Linked DNA regions of Homo sapiens: region 2 is linked to region 1. A link is a loop called in an ENCODE intact Hi-C map of the cell type or tissue named here. Cell type or tissue: adrenal gland. All regions are shown on one strand.

Region 1 (8,000 bases):
TTCAGTAGTATTAAGTACATTCATATTGTTGTACAATATTTTTGTTTTTGGAGGAAGGTGTAATTGACTTTATTCTGTAGCAGAATTTGGGGATGAGAAATGTCATGTATGCAGCAGTAACTACAGGTAGTTTTTGTTTAGGTCATGAAATAATTGGCAGTTGTTTCACATGTACATTCAAATATGGTTGTTTTATCAAAAGTTTTTGAAAATTGAGACATATTTTACATATAGTGAAATGCACAGTGAAGTGTACAGTTTGCATTTTGATGATAAAGAGATTTACCCAAATATTTTCAAACCAAAAGATCATAGGATGTTGGAATGGGAAGTGACCATAGTGATCATCCAGCTTAATCTTGCTTTACAGATGAGGAAACCAGAAATTGATCCCGGAAGATTTTTTGGCTGAGATTTTTTTTTTCTTTTTTGAGACGGAGTCACGTTCTGTCGCCCAGGCTAGAGTACAGTGGCGCAATCTCGGCTCACTGCCACCTCTGCCTCTCGAGTTCAAGTGATTCTCCTGCCTCAGCCTCCCGAGTAGCTGGGATGACAGGTGTGCACCACCATGGCCAGCTAATTTTTGTATTTTTAGTAGAGATGTGGTTTCATCATGTTGGTCAGGCTGGTCTTGAACTCCTGACCTCAAGCGATCCACCTGCCTCAGCCTCCCAAAGTGCTGGGATGACAGGCATGAGCCACCGCGCCTGGCCTTGGCTGAGATTTTTAACCAACTTAGATGCCAGTTAGAATTAAAGGAGAGTCTTACATCTGGCTTCTTCATGCAGTGTTTATTTAAACTGTTTTCTATTACTTTACATCTAATTTTTCTTTCCATGGTTCTATCTCCGTGGGAGACACTGAAAACGATACTCTTGCAAGTGGTAGAGTTCGACGCTTACTGTGTTGGGCATGCTGGCCTTTCTTTAGCTCATAAGCGTGGGTTATGTAGAGAGCAGACCATCACCTGGCCACTTGGATTTCACTGGATACAATTTTTTGGGGGTAGTTTCTGTCTGTTTACTATTGGTAGCACTATTTCCTGGCATAAGAAAGTGAAGAAATAGGTGAAACCCTGTCTCTACTAAAAATACAAAAATTAGGCACCATCATGGTGATGGGTGCCTGTAATCCCAGCTGCTTGGGAGGCTGAGGCAGGAGAATCGCTTGAACCTGGGAGGTGGAGGTTGCAGTGAGCTGAGATCACGCCATTGCACTCTAGCCTGGGAGACAAGAGCAAAACTCCATCTCAAAAAAAAAAAAAAAAAGTGAAGAAACAGTATAATTTGAATTGTCAGCATGTTTCCACCACTCATTCTGGTGAAGGGTTGACTGCTTGTGGGTGTCAGTCACATAATTGACCTTTCATTTTTGTTGGGGCTGTGGGGCCTCGCCTTGGAGCAGCCTCGTGTGCATCTGCTGACTCGCAGAGTTGGGAGCGACTCCATTGGTAGGCTCATTGGTGGCTTTTGGTTGAGTTACAGTGGGTTACTGGTAGGTGATTGTGGGATCAACGACTTTGTAAGACTCATACTCATGGGTCCTTCCCAAAGCATAGGCGTCCTCAACTTTACTTTCCTTTTGGCCAGGAGGGACAGATGATTATTTCGTTGCCTGAGAGTTGCCTGCTCACCACGGACACAGTGATTCGAAGCTACTTAGGGGCATACATTACTAAGTAAGTGACCACACACTTGCTTACCTGGTGCAAGTGCTTCTCCTTAAGGTCTGTCAATGGCAAATATGTCACTTGAGACACAATTCATTAGAACCCAGTCCCTTGTAGAGCTGATAAATAACCTGAATGATGTGAAAAGTTTACTCCATTCTAGAAAGTTTGCCCTCCCTCCCTGCCTTCCTGCCTGCCTGCCTGCCTGCCTTCCTCCCTCCCTCCCTCCCTCCTTCCCTCCTTCCCTCCCTCCCTCCCTCTCTTCCTTCCTTCCTTCCTTGTCTCTCTCTCTCTCTTTCTCTCTCTCTTGCTTGAGATGGAGTCTCACCTGTTGCCAGGCTGGAGTGCAATGTCGTGATCTTGGCTTATTGCAACCACTGCCTCCCAGGTTCAAGTGATTCTCGTGCCTCAGCCTCCCAAGTAGCTGGGATTACAGGTGCCTGCCACCACGCCCAGCTAATTTTTTTTTTTTTTTTTTTTTTGTATTTTTAGTAGAGACAGGGTTTCACCATTTTGGCCAGGCTCGTCTTGAGCTCCTGACCTTGTGATCCACTCGCCTCAGCCTCCCAAAGTGCTGGGATTACAGGTGTGAGCCACCGTGCCCGGCCAGAAAGTTTGTTCTTAATTCACTGTAAATGGCATTTCTAAGGTTTTTAATAGGCTTCCTGGAGTGTGGGTATGATATCCCGATCCATCACTGACTAAGAAATAAAAATTAAATGGGATAATATATGTAAATCACAGCTGAGTGCCTTGGCTCATAGTAGCCTCTTCTCTTCCATCATAGTAGCTCTTGACAAATGTAAGTTACTCTCTCTTATTTCTACCGTTATTGTACTTCAGTTTTCCTTGAACTTTGAAGAGCTGTTAATTTTGTGAAAGAATTAGTTTTATTTAGGTATAGAAGAGAGGAGGCTGATGGGGAAGAACTGTTTTCTGGCACACGTTCTGCTGGGCCTTTGTTTTGGGGCATCTTTGAGGACAGAGTGAGAGCGACCCGCAGTGGAAGGGATTTCTAAATACAAGGGTTGAAAGAGTATACCGTTTTTTTCTTTCTTTTTTGAGACAAGGTCTTGCTGTGTTGCCTAGGCTGAAGTGCAGTGGCGTGATCTTGGCTCCCTGCAACCTCCACCTTCCGGGTTCAAGCAGTTCTCATGCCTCAGCCTCCCAAATAGCTGGGATTACAGGTGTGCGCCACCATGCCCTGCTAATTTTGTATTTTTAGTAGAGATGGGGTTTCTCCATGTTGGTCAGGCTGGTCTCAAACTCCTGGCCTCAAGTGATCCACCCACTTTGGCTTCCCAAAGTGCTGGGATATAGGCAAACGGCCACTGTGCCTGGCGTATACTGTCTCTTAACCATTAGGTAAGTGCTGGTCTTTTTTCCCCCTGGCATGTTTTTGGAAGAGAGTGAATAGGTCTTTTAGGCCTGTGTAGAGACAATGATGCTGTCATTGTTAACATTTTCTGAATCATTCTGAAATTTTGAGTAGAATGTATGGCAGTATAGGAATCTGGATGTCGAAGGATTGATGAAAACTTTCTAAATACATTCAGGCAACATGAGATCTTTTTATCGGCAATTGTGCAAGTAAAAATACTGTGATACATAATTTGTAATAGAGCAGGTAAACTTAGGAATAAAAGCTTTAGAACTGCAACAACTGTATATGAGCATATTCAGTTTTGGTTTAGGTTGGTGCCCTCCAATAGAGCTTTTAGCAATGACAGATGTTTTTTATGCATTGTCCAGTATGGTGGCCACTAGCTCTGAATGGCTATTGTGCAATTAAAACATAGCTTATCTTACCAAGGGATTGAATTTTAAATATTCAATTCTAAATAATTAAAGGTTAAATTTAAATAGCTCTGTGTACCCAGTGATTACTATATCGGATGGTGCAGGTCTCAGTTCTTTCCACCATTTTTTCCCCACCATATTTTATATCTTTACATAGGTGAGACAAATGGACTTAGGTCAAAAGGTTTACAACTGGAGAACCAAGTTGGAAGCAAAGAGGTTTTTTTGCAAAGAGGAATCTCTTGCAAACAAACCTGGAACTTGGCTTAGTGAGTCAGTTTTTCTGACATGTAAGTATGGCTCTTTCAGAGCACTAGCACTGGGGCTGTGCTCCCCTGGAGAGGAAGAGCCTTAAGGAAGGAAGGAAGGAACTCTTGAGTCTGTTAAGTAAACTGAGTGTGTTGACAGTTTGAACACACTCCTTCTGGCAGCAAAACAAACTGCTTGGCTTATTTCGTATTTTGAATCAAAGTAATTCCTTTAAACTGGCTTTTAATTTTCAAAGGTGGAAGCCTCCTCCATCTCCTCTGCTGGCGCTGTGCACCTTTTTAGTTTCAGAAAAGCATGCTGGGCACCGATCTCTTTGGAAGCCTTACCTGGAGATTTTACCCAAGGCGTATACCTGCCCTGTTTGTTTGGAGCCGGAAGTGGTGAACCTTCTTCCCAAATCTTTAAAAGCAAAGGCTGAAGAGCAGAGAGCCCACGTGCAGGAGTTCTTTGCTTCCTCCAGAGACTTTTTCTCTTCTCTGCAGCCTCTGTTTGCGGAGGCTGTTGACAGCATCTTCAGCTACAGTGCCCTGCTGTGGGCTTGGTGCACCGTCAACACCAGAGCCGTGTACCTGAGGCCCAGGCAGCGGGAATGCCTTTCTGCAGAGCCGGACACCTGTGCACTCGCTCCGTACCTGGACCTGCTGAATCATAGCCCACATGTCCAGGTGAGAAGCTGACAAGGGAGCAGCTATTCTATTTGGATAGGAAGGCTTCCGCTGCCCAGAACCTGTGGCTGTAGATGTGGGTGGCACCACAGGGAGAGGTGTCGGCGGCTTCAGGTGACCCTGTCAGGTTGGCCTGACGTCAGGAGGCTCCTGTTGTTCTTCTAGACCCCACTATCCCTCCCGCAGTGCTTGCCTTGGCCCCTTTTCTTCACTCTGCTCTTCAGGCCTACAGAGCCTCGTGCTGCATCCTCTGTCCGGTCTTTCCCAGCAGCCTGTGGTGCGGAGCCTTCCTTCCTTCTCCCTCGTTCCTCCTTCCGGGACTGAAGCTTAGCTTGCTTTCCTGCCCCGTCCCTTTTAAACTGGTGTTGTAGCTGTCACAGCATTTCTCTTCGCTCTGATCGCTGACTGACTTGCTCTTTTTCCCACTGAGCTCTGAAATCTTTGAGAATGGGGTCTTTGTCTTGTTCCTCTTTGTCACCTCAGTGCTCATGGCAGGGCCTGGCACATAGTAGGTGTTCAGTAAATGTTTATTGAATGGATGGGTATTTGTGGGGAAAGGGTTCTGGGAAATAATGAAAGAAACCTGATTTGGGAGGTGGTCACAGATCGCCTCCTCCCCAGCGCTTTCCCCAGGTGGCTCATTTAGGAAATGAGTGTATTTGCAGGGCATGCAGGGGTAGAGGCCTGGCTTGGAGAGCGGAAGAGAGTCCATCAGTTGGCTCACCTGTAACCACTTTGGGGTGTGTTGTGGAGGGACATGGCTGGGATCTGTGTCCTGGCCGTCGCCTTCATCTGACATTCCACTGGAGAAGAGCAGCCATGCCTTGTGAGCCCACGTGCTAAGCTTTCGTGCTCTCTACGTGAGATCAGAGCTTAGGGAGGTTCCCGCTCTGCTTTCTTAGCCCAGGAACAAGGGCTGTCTGCTTGTTACTTTTGTAGAAAGAAGTATCTTTAATAATCGGGAGCAAAGGAGCCTGGGATTAGGTGAGTGTTTCTGTGGTTGATGTTGACGAAATAATATCAGGAGTGTGTAGTGTGATAGGATGCTAGACATGGGGACTCCGTCAGCAGTGATTTATTTTTATTGGGACTTTTGGTGCATTTATGTGCCAAACCAATGAGTTTATAGTTTACTGTAGGAAGACCACAGCACGAACTACAGCCTGTGGGCGTGTGGCCCAAGAGCCCTGAGCTAAGAATGGTTTTTACACTTTGAAAGGATTGTGAAAATACAACAACTTGTGACAGAGACCACATAGTGCTGGCAAAGCTGAACGTATTTACTCTCTAGCTTTTTACAGATAAAGTTTATTGGCACCACCATGTCCTCCTTCCCTGGGCTGTGAGTGGACGTGACCAATAAACTGCTGATGATCTCATCTGTGCTGTGTCGGGTGTCGTGGTGTGGCCACCCCCAGAGCCCTAGGGCAGGACTCCCTCCGTCATCAATGGGGTGAAGTCGAGGTGGATGAAACCGGAAGTGGCATTTTCCCTATGCGTAGTTACATTTATTGATGGGTGTTTGAAAGCTGCACCTGACTCACATTAATATTATGTAATAACTTAATCAGCTTTGGAGTTTTACACCTTACTTTAAAAAATACCTTAACAGTTTTTCTTTCTAGGTAAAAGCAGCGTTTAATGAAGAAACTCATTCTTACGAAATTAGAACGACTTCACGTTGGAGAAAGCATGAAGAGGTATTCATCTGTTACGGCCCTCACGATAATCAACGGCTGTTCCTGGAATACGGATTTGTTTCTGTCCATAATCCTCATGCTTGTGTTTATGTCTCAAGAGGTTGGAATCAACTTTGTTCTTAACATTAACACTATATAATTTTTTTCCCCATTTGGAGATGTGTATTTTCAGTTTTAATAAAAATATCAAAACCTTAAGACTGACATACATATCACTAATTTTCTTCTAGGTAGGCCTAGCCTTACTCTTACTGGCTGTAATTTCAGTGTTGAAGTAAAAACAACGAAGTTTTGACTGATATTTTGAGAAGTTTTCATTGCATTGGGTCAGAAGATAGAATGGAAGAAAAGGAAAACTGCTAAGGAAATAAATACAGTATTAAAGGATGGAAATGTTTATACTGAGACGTTGTCACTGGCACTAAAGAAAATAGGATTAGAGAGCAATGAATAAAAAATATTTATTAAGCACCTACTGTGGGTAAGACACTGTGTTAATCACAGAGATAAATCTACCTATAGTCCTTGTTTCTGGAGGTTGTTGCCATGGTGAGATTTGATTTCATGTATGTTCTTTTGTGATCTATTAACCTAGCCATCATCATTGATTTTATTATTTTTGAGTCAGAGTCGCACTCTGTTGCTCAGGCTGGAGTGCAGTGGTGTAATCTTGGCTCGTTGGAACCTCCGCCTCCCAGGTTCAGGTGATTCTTGTGCCTTAGCCTCTGGAGTAGCTGGGATTACAGGCACGCACCACCATGCCTGGCTACTTTTGTAATTTTAGTAGAGACGGGGTTTCGCCGTGTTGGCCAGGCTGGTCTTGAACTCTGGCCTCAAGTGATCTACCTGTCTCAGCCTCCCAAAGTGCTAGGATTGTAGGAGTGAGCCACTGTGCCTGGCCTGGTTTTATTATTACTATTTTTAATATTTGTTTTTTCATATGATAGAGACAGTGTCTTGTTATGTTGCCCAGGCTGGTCTTCAACTCCTGGGCTCGAGATCCTCCTGCCTCAACCTCCCAGAGTGTTGGTATTATAGGCGGGAGCTACCGTGCTTGGCCCAGTTTTATTATTTTAAAATAGTAAGTTAGCCATTACACTTAAGATGTGAAAATTCCAAATATAGTGTTAAAAAAGTACATAGAAGACTGATTTTTCCCTTTCTGAAACTGTAGAGAAGCAGTTTTCTAGGCCATGAAAAAACGGCAAGAGCCTTATTAAATATATAATTTGAAGCATTTTTAAATATAGATTTGATTGGAGATAGAAACTTGGCCAAGCTGTTACTACTCCATCTTATAGGCAGAATAATAATGTGATTTCTCAAAATAAAAATAGAAAAGCAAAAACTGGGTCTTGCTGCTAGAAAACCAGCTTCGAGATTGGCTTCATGTTTTCAAAATCCTGATAAATTTAATATTGATGTCCGCGAAGTATTCATTTGTTGAATAAATTAATTTGAGCAAAAATTATATTTTAGTTATATTTACATTTTTAAAATAAAATAGAAAAATCCCTTATTACCCTGCTTCTCCAAATAGCTCTGTTAATTTGTGCATATTTACTTTAAGTTTTTTGTAGTTGCAGTCACTAATATCCAGACTGCTTTGAATTCTGGTTTGGAAAAAGCTCAGTATTGTAAACCTTTCCTCATGTTTTTGCAGGGCCTCTACTTTTGTTGACTGTAAATTTTCAACAGTCATGCTGATGTCCTAATGACCTGCTTGTTTTTGGTGGATTTACTTAGTGGGAGCAGGAGCTGAGGTTATGCGTGTTTAGTCCTCCAGCCTTGAAATTCTTACAGCCTTTCAGGGACTCAGTACTGATGTGACTGAATTGGACTTGAAGAGTAGATTTCCTTTGTGTGAATTAGGTGGAACTGTTTATGCATGTCTGG
Region 2 (8,000 bases), 60 kb before region 1:
AGGGAGGTTTTAGTAAGTGCCGTTTTTATAAACCTCTGCACCAACGCAGACAAAACTCCTCAGACACTGGATTAAAGAAGGAAGAGGTTTACTTGGCTGAGAGCATCGGCAGACTTGCATCTTAAGAGCTGAGCTCCCTGCAAACTGAATTCTTGGCCTTTTTAAAGGCTTACAACTCTAAAGGGGTCCACATGAAAAGGTCGTGATAAATCCAGCAAGCGTGGGGAACGTGACTGGAGGCTACATGCATCAGCTAACAGAACAGAAAGTTTTGCAATGCTTTTTCATACAATGTCTGGAATTTACAGATAACACAAGTAGTTTAGGTCTGGGGTTGATGTTATTATTATTACCTTTTTAACTCCTAGGGCCAGGTGGTGGTGCCAAGGTTGTCTGGCTATTTATCTTACTTTTGCTTCTTTCCAGCTTTTTGCTTTCTCTCTTTCCTCCTGTCTTGTGAACTAGGCAAGGTGGTGGGAGGAGGGCAGCAGGAGTTGTAGCGGTCTCCTTCCTTAGTGTGACACAACACCCGACAAGAATAAGCACACCTATGATGGCTGCGATGGAAGTAAGAATTGGGGCTACTATTCTTTTCCATTTACTGAACCACTTTTCCAGCCATCCTGTAAAGGGGTCATTTACCCCCGAGTTATTGGCTAACTCAGGATAGAGCAGTCAGACCTTGCAATGCCTTTGTTATACTTCCATTAGGGGCGGTGTTGTTTGGGATGAAGTTACAACATTGATTTTTAATTATGATGCAAATTCTTCCTTTTTCTGCTAATATCATGTCTAAGGCTATCCTATTTTTCCCAAGCCATCTGGCTAGTAGCCCCTAATTGCTCAGCTATTCCTTTAACAGCATCTCTAGTGTAGTTAATGGATGGCTGTTGGTTGTAATAGATGTAGTTTATCCAATTTACATTTTATTGTCACCCACCAAAATATTGACTCAAATCCTGCAGCTATTTGATTTCAGGCTTTAAATTGATCTGGTATTCCCTGTGGGACTGTAATTATGTCTAAATAGATGTGAGAGTCAAAAGACCCATAAGGGGCTTCTTTTGCTTTATGATATCTTATTTTTCCTTTCTCTGGTTGATGAAATGCCAGCGTGAAAGGGATAGCCAACTGGACTAAAGCAAGTGCCACTTCAGTTACTCGGCAGAGTGTCCAGTAAAGGTCCATCATAATACCACTACACATCTGCTCAGGGATGAGTAAGGGCTAATTGGTAAGCTCTTGAAATTTCTTAATCTCACTGCATCCCTTCAGGACTCCAAGGAACGCTAAGTTTCCTCCCGGTCCTGAGAGACACGAAGTGAACTTAGTGTTGGGAGATGGAAGCTGGATGGCCCTTGGGGGCTGACCCGCAGGGTGTTGAACTTCGGGATGTAGCAGAGAGAGAGCTTGGCACGACTTGTTACCCCAGGCTGAATAATCCTGGGAAAGATCTGCCATGCAGGCCATGCCCAGTCAACTAGAGGGCCACCCTAGTGGAAAGGGGACAATCTGGGCTTCTGGCCTGTCATGTGCACAAGCATAAAAATTGCCTTTGTTTAACGTGTGGACAGAATATTTAATCAATTTTAACCAGGCATTTACATTTTTATACCCTGTTTTAATGGCTATGGTTTGCCTTAGGTCTCCTATTTCTACTACCGGGACCTTGCTTTTGTCATTTGGCATGAGGTGAGTCATAGTTTGATTTTGTAGGTTTGGGAAAGGGGCAGCCATAGGAGGTGGAGGAGGGAGAACAAAGCCCACCTTAAAGAAGCCCATAGGATCCTTTCCAGTGACCTCTGCTCCTAAACCACAGAAGCGTTCTAAAGTGGGGTTAGAGTTGCTAGTGGTAGGAATAGTAATGGATATAAGCACTGGGTAAGGAAGGGAAAGGAAAAGATAGATAGACTAAGCTTTCCTTAGCTTTAATTTGGTAGGGCTTGATCCAGGAACAATGGCCCATGATTCTGAGGATAATGGTGCTTGCTTGACTCATGTGTGATGTGTCCATCTCTTTCCAACCTTACGAACAGCAGTCTCAGTGGTTAGCAGCACAAGGTAGGGTCCTTCCCGGGCTGGCTCGAGTTTCCCTTCTTTCCCCTCTTTGATGAGAACGTGATCCCCAGGCTGATGCTGAGGCACTGGAAAGTCCAAAGGCAGCACCTGTGCTAAAAGACCTCTGTTTTAAGGGAAGAGAAGGTGGAGGATAAACCGAGTATATAATTTCTAAGAAATTGATCTTTTGTTTTAAACGTGGGGATATCAACAGTGGACTTTATAGTCCTTCATGCTTTCTTGTTGAGAAATTTTCTTTGGCACCTATTTTTATTAGTTTTTAGACCAAAGAAGGCCAAACACCATTTTGTATTTGACAATGCTTCCTGTATGATTTTTATACCAGATAAGCTAAATTTCATCTTTATATTAGTGTGTTATTAATGTTAAACTTAATTTTAGTAAAACCTTGTAGACATATTTATCCAATTTTTAATGTCTGATCATAATGTAAGATTTTTACAGACTCTTTTTAACCTTTTTATAATTTTTGTTAAAGAGCAGGTTAGTGCTTTAAGAAAAACCTGTTGTGCTTTTATTTTAATGTCCAGTTCACAGAAAAACTGGATGATACCCCTTTAACTTCAGCCAGTATGATTACACACAGAATTTCCTTTACAATTAACATTTCAAAACTTGCTTAAACCTTTAAAACAAAATGTATTTTTTTAACCTTTTAATGTAGGTAAAAATCCACATTCTTATGCCTCCTTGTAATCCTTTTACCAAAAGTATATTCTACTTTCCTTACATACCTTGCACACAAACTCTTTCTTCAATAGTTTTACATTCAGGAGGCCTAATTACTTTTAAATTATACATTTCTTGCATAAATTCCCTTTTATAACATTTTTTCACGACTTTCACAGACAATTCTTCAACATGCCTCAACTTTCTAACTTGTTGCCAACATCCCTTTCTTTAAACAACCAGTTAATTTACTTTAAGAATTTACCATAACATTCCTTTTTACATAAATTCTACCCCCCCCCCTTTTTTTTCTCAAATATGATAACCATTCTTTTCCCAAGTGAACTTCATGTCTGTGTCTAAGGCCACAAGATTAGAAGTTAGGATAATACATGTTACACTGTTAACTTTTAGCAAACTTTGCTTTTGTTGAAAACCTTGTATGTTTGGGATTTCAATTATTCTTTGCTATTAATAAGACCTCGTTCAGTCCCTGTTAACTTAGAATTTGTATAGATGGCTCCTTCCTGATTCTGTAAGTACTTTAAGGCTTGGCTGAGTGCAAACAGCTCCCACGTTTGAGCAGACCAACTACTGGGCAATTTTCCTAACTCTGCTTCTACAAGAGTTTCCTTATCACTTACTGAATATCCATCGTGTCTTTTTCCCTCAGTCACCTGGGAGGAACCATCTATCATCCTGTCCTGAAGGGAGTTCCTCCTAGGTGTGATCTGAACTTTCTATGGTAATTAAGATTTAGATCCCCTGTTAGGAAACCTGCTGGGTTAAGGGAATTTTCAGTGGCTAGTGTTAAATCATCTTTTTCTAATAGAATAGCCCCAAAAATCACAAAACTTACTAACTTACTAAAATCTCAAAACTTTAAGATTTTTGAGTTAGTAAGCTACCTTTATGCTTTTTTGACTTAGGTAGTTCTGAACTGGTGAGGTGTGCTCACAATGAGGTTTCCTTTAAAAGTTATTTTTCTACTTTCTTCTGTTAGCAAAGCAGTTGCCACTACAGATTGAATGCATATGGGCCATCCGTGGGTTACTGGGTTAAGGATTTTTGATAGGAAGGCTACGGGTTGTCAGTGGCCTCAGTGCTTTTGGGCTATGCCCTTGTTAACACTGGCAACAAGGTGGTATTGGAGTGTTATAGGGTCATGGAGAAGACCTTCAATCATTAATTACAGGTTTTAAATTTACCCTGGCTTTTAAAGGAATAGGTTACACTGTTTTCTCTTTACTACTTCTCTCTCTCTCTCTGACTCTGTCTCTCAATTTCTCTCTCTTTGACTCCCTTTTTGTCTCTCTGTCTCTTTCTCTCTCTCTCTCTCTGCCTCTTTCTCTCTCTCTCTGCCTCTCTTTCTCTCTCTCTCTGCCTCTCTTTCTCTCTCTCTCTCTCTGTCTCTCTCTTTGACTCTCTCTTTCTCTGCCTCTGCCAGCCGCTTATGCCGCTGTTCTCCCCTCTCCTTCCCCTTTCCCTAGGGGAGGGACCGGCAGGAGTGGAGTTACTCTTTCTTCCCCTGAGAAGAAAGGCAAGGGGAGTCCTGAATATTTTTCTTGCTACTGGAGGTTTGTGTGAGGTTCATGAAACTTGCAGAAGACTCAACCCCTCAAACCAGGGGTGTCTCGCTTTGCCTGCCCTGGAAGGCTCAATCCCTTAAATCAGGGATGTCTTACCTTGCTGCTCTGGGAGGTTGACCTGTTTCCTCCCTTTCCCCCTCTCAAGGTCCCTTGCACACTTCCCACTTGTGTTGCCCTCTCTGGCTGCTCCCCCAAGGGAGAATTAGGCCCCTCTTAGTGTCGGTGTGCCAGTATAAATCCCACGGCAGGATCCGCCCTAAGCCATATGAGGTAGCTACGGAACTGCGGAGAGGTCCCACTCACTCTGTCCAGCAGTAGGTCTTGTCACCATCCACATGAACAACACCGCAGGTAGGGTTATTTGTGATCATTCATGCACACACACATTTAGCCCTCCGGAATTTGACCACCAAGGGAGTACTTTACTGGCTCCGGCGGCTTCTCCTTCCTTGGTCTGTGCACAGAGTCATCGCCGCAGATGTGAGGATCCTTTAAGCTAGGTTGCTGGCCAGTTTCTTTCAGCGTTGCAGAGAGCTCCGGTTATTCCTCGCACTGGGTGGTCCTGATTTCTCACCCCTGAGGCCACCACAAGGGGGCGGGGTGCGCCTCCTCAGGAGAGAGAACCGGAGACCGCCCCTGGGGGAAATGTAATCAAGGGTGAGCCCTGAAATTGTTATAAAGTTTCGGTGCCGCAAAAGAAATAGCACTCAAATATAAAATTTTCTTTTTAATTCTCTGCAAGGCCATGTTCTTCTATAAAAGGGTGCGCCCTGACAGATGGAGCGATGGTGAGCGCACACTTGGACAAAGGAGGGGAAGGGGTCCTTATCCCTGATGCACGTGGCCCCTGATGCTGTGTCATTTCCCTATTGGCTAGGGTTAGATCGCACAAACTAAACTAATTCCAATTGGCTAATTTAAAGAGAGTGACGGGGTGAGCGGTTTGGCAGGAAAAATGGTTATGGCAGAGTGAGAAATCGGAATGAGTCAGGGTGGAGAATGAGTCAGGGAGAAGCAGGTAATCAGAATGAGTCCGGGTGGAGCAGGTAATGGAAAAAGGTTGCTTTATGAGGAAGTTAAGTTTATAAGTAGAAGGCAAAGAATTGAACATACTGACATATTGATTCTTTGAAGAGAAATTTAGAACTCATATCTAACAATTTTCCTCTACTTTACTAGAGGTGTTAACCTAAGATATAGAATTTCCTTTTGGGGAGGTCTATGAAGTTCCTTGGTTTTATTTTCCCAAACAAAGAAACCTCTGGGTTATGGGCACCCTACTCACTTTCATTACCTGGCAGAATTTGCAGGAGAATTGTCCAGAACTAGCATATTGATCCAGGTTTTTATGTTAACCATCCCCCTTTGATTCTTCCAAGCTGCAGGAGATCACCACTTGATTCACAGGAATAAGCAGGGTTAGTCTAAAATGTAGGCGAAAAGCTTAAAAACAATTAATGAGACTAGGATTTAATGACAAATGTATGATAAGCTTTGGAGAACAATTTCTCTCTCCAGTCCTCATTTTTGGTAAAAACAAATTATGATAGGACTGTGTGGGTTGTTCGTAGAATAAACTTTAGTCTTATACTTGGCCTGATTATTTGCATAAAGTGCAGCAAGAATGGTTGTTTCTATGTAGGCCTTTGGATTGGCTTTGATGAAACTCTGTTCCACAAGGAATTTCAGATAAGATCTTTAAAGCTGAGCCCAGCCATGGGTTTGTATCCTCAAATACCTGTGAGTTGGGTAATCCTCTCCTCTTGAGGGTCTAAGATAAACTTGGAGCTGCTGGACCTGTTAGAAAATGACATTCTTTACTGACCACAATTTAGGAACCTTGTGCAGGAACTGTGTAGACAAGGTATGAGGCCAGTTCTCCTTAAGGGGCTTTTATTGGGTCTGCATGTCAAGCTTCATTCCTTAAAGGGAAACACACCCTTTCAGTCAAAGCCTTGGTAAAATAACCAGTTTTTTCAATTGTGTCCTGTTGACAAAGAAAAATGGATTCTTATTGCACTGATGCAAATATTGCCATAAGTTAAGAGTACTCACAGATAGTTTCCAAATTCTAGAGGAACCAGGCAGAGAAAAACAAACACACTCCAAATTTTGTTTACAGTAGTATACCTTACTCAATTATTAAAGGCCATAAATAGTTCAAAGTAAGTTTCCTTCACTCTGAAAAATAAAACAAGGATCAGCAATATTCCAAGCAAGAGTCAAAAAGTTGCTTTAACCTTCTGAGTGCTGTCCGTCTAGTTAAATCTTGTTTTGCTTGATATTTGTGAACATGTAAGCTCATTATGAGTCCCATACATTCTCTATTCCAATGTTACAATCTTCAAAGCTACTAAAAACCTGTATTTGAGAATGCCTGTTAAATTCTTTAATATAGCTTGATTATAAACCATCTTTTGAGAAGGAACAAAGCAAGATAACAATTGTCTGTGAATGACAAGATTTCCAGGATATTTATAGTTAACAACATGATTAACAAATTTATTCATTTCAGTGGTTTACAATAACTTTACCCTTAATTATGATTGATAGCATATACTTAGACATCAGAATTTTAGAAATCATATGTAATTTTGGAACATATAATAGTATTTTTTAAAATTATTTTTATGAAATGGAGTTTTGCTCTTGTTGCTCAGGCTGGAGTGCAGTGGCATGATCTTGGCTCATTGCAAACTCTGCCTTCTGGGTTCAAGTGATTTTCCTGCCTCAGCCTCCCAAAGTAGCTGGGATTACAGGCACCTGCCACCACACCTGGCTAATTTTTTTGTATTTTTAGTTGAGATGGAGTTTCACCATGTTGGCCAGGCTGGTCTTGAACTCCTGACCTCAGGTGATCCACCTGCCTCAGCCTCCCAAAGCACTAGGATTATAGGCTTGAGCCACTGTGCCCGGCCAGAATATATTAGTATTATTTAGCAAAGTATAACTTAAGATTGGACATCATTTTGGCAATCTCATGTGATTAAATATGTCAGATAATCCTGTTTATCTCTTTTCTGAATGTTTCAGGGGCCCTCTGAACCATCAAAAAGCCAGGCATCAGGAACGACAATTTTGAAACTTGAAGTCTGATTTTAGGATGCCTGTTAAATGTTCAAGGTTTAAAACACTTGATGTTATGAAATGGAATTCCAGATTGCCATACATTATTTCTTTTGCCAAAATGGTGACTTAAAAGGCAAAAACTGTTCGTTGGCCTTTACTATGACATGAAAATCCTGTTCAAACCCAAATTTTACCCTTGCATTAGTTTATTAATATTAACCCCAATTTGTTTAAATTAAACCTTATAGATCATTCCATCTAACCTTAACCAATTTGACCATGAGGTGAAATCTTTACAAACCTTTCATAACCCTTTTACTAAAGGACAGATTAGTGTCGTAAGACCTCTTTGCTGTGCTTTTATTTCAATGCTCAATTTATGAAAAGATCATATAATACACTTTTAAGTTTAGTTAATGTTCACTGTTGAACTTTTAGCAACTTTTATTTTTGGTGAAAAACCTGGTTAGTAATCTATTTTAATTATGTACCAGATGTGGATCCTAGGACTCAGACAGAAGTGCAGATAAAGTCTGACGTTTCAGCATCTAGGTCCATGTGTCCCAAGCCTTACCTATCTGAAAAGCGGGCAGT

Evidence for each region. Hi-C counts contacts between places; a loop is a spot of excess contacts. Peaks named below come from ENCODE experiments on the same cell type or tissue, not always from the same donor. Only the 100,000 strongest peaks of a DNase experiment are listed, where the experiment ranks them.
Region 2: a loop joins it to region 1, with 2.2 times the contacts of the local background. A loop is called at or near these places in 18 of 110 quality-filtered maps.

The regions. Positions count from the first base shown.
Region 1 is chr21:36,041,986-36,049,985 of GRCh38, reverse strand. It overlaps SETD4 (SET domain containing 4), which reads left to right. Exons shown (of 12, transcript NM_017438.5): 5 at 1,590-1,678; 6 at 3,975-4,404; 7 at 6,030-6,204. Among named protein-coding and RNA genes, the nearest start is that of SETD4, 15 kb to the left of the region's middle. In adrenal gland, no CTCF peak of the experiment used is centred here; no DNase peak of the experiment used is centred here.
Region 2 is chr21:36,101,764-36,109,763 of GRCh38, reverse strand. All of the region lies in intron 1 of CBR1-AS1 (CBR1 antisense RNA 1), which reads left to right. LOC105369306 (a long non-coding RNA gene) reads right to left here and starts at 4,883. Exons shown (of 2, transcript NR_147887.1): 1 at 4,641-4,883; 2 at 74-2,166. RefSeq lists a silencer at 3,307-3,507 and an enhancer at 4,526-5,027. In adrenal gland, a CTCF peak has its summit at 4,930 (motif pointing right); a DNase peak (open chromatin) is centred at 4,923; H3K4me3 peaks cover 662 bases.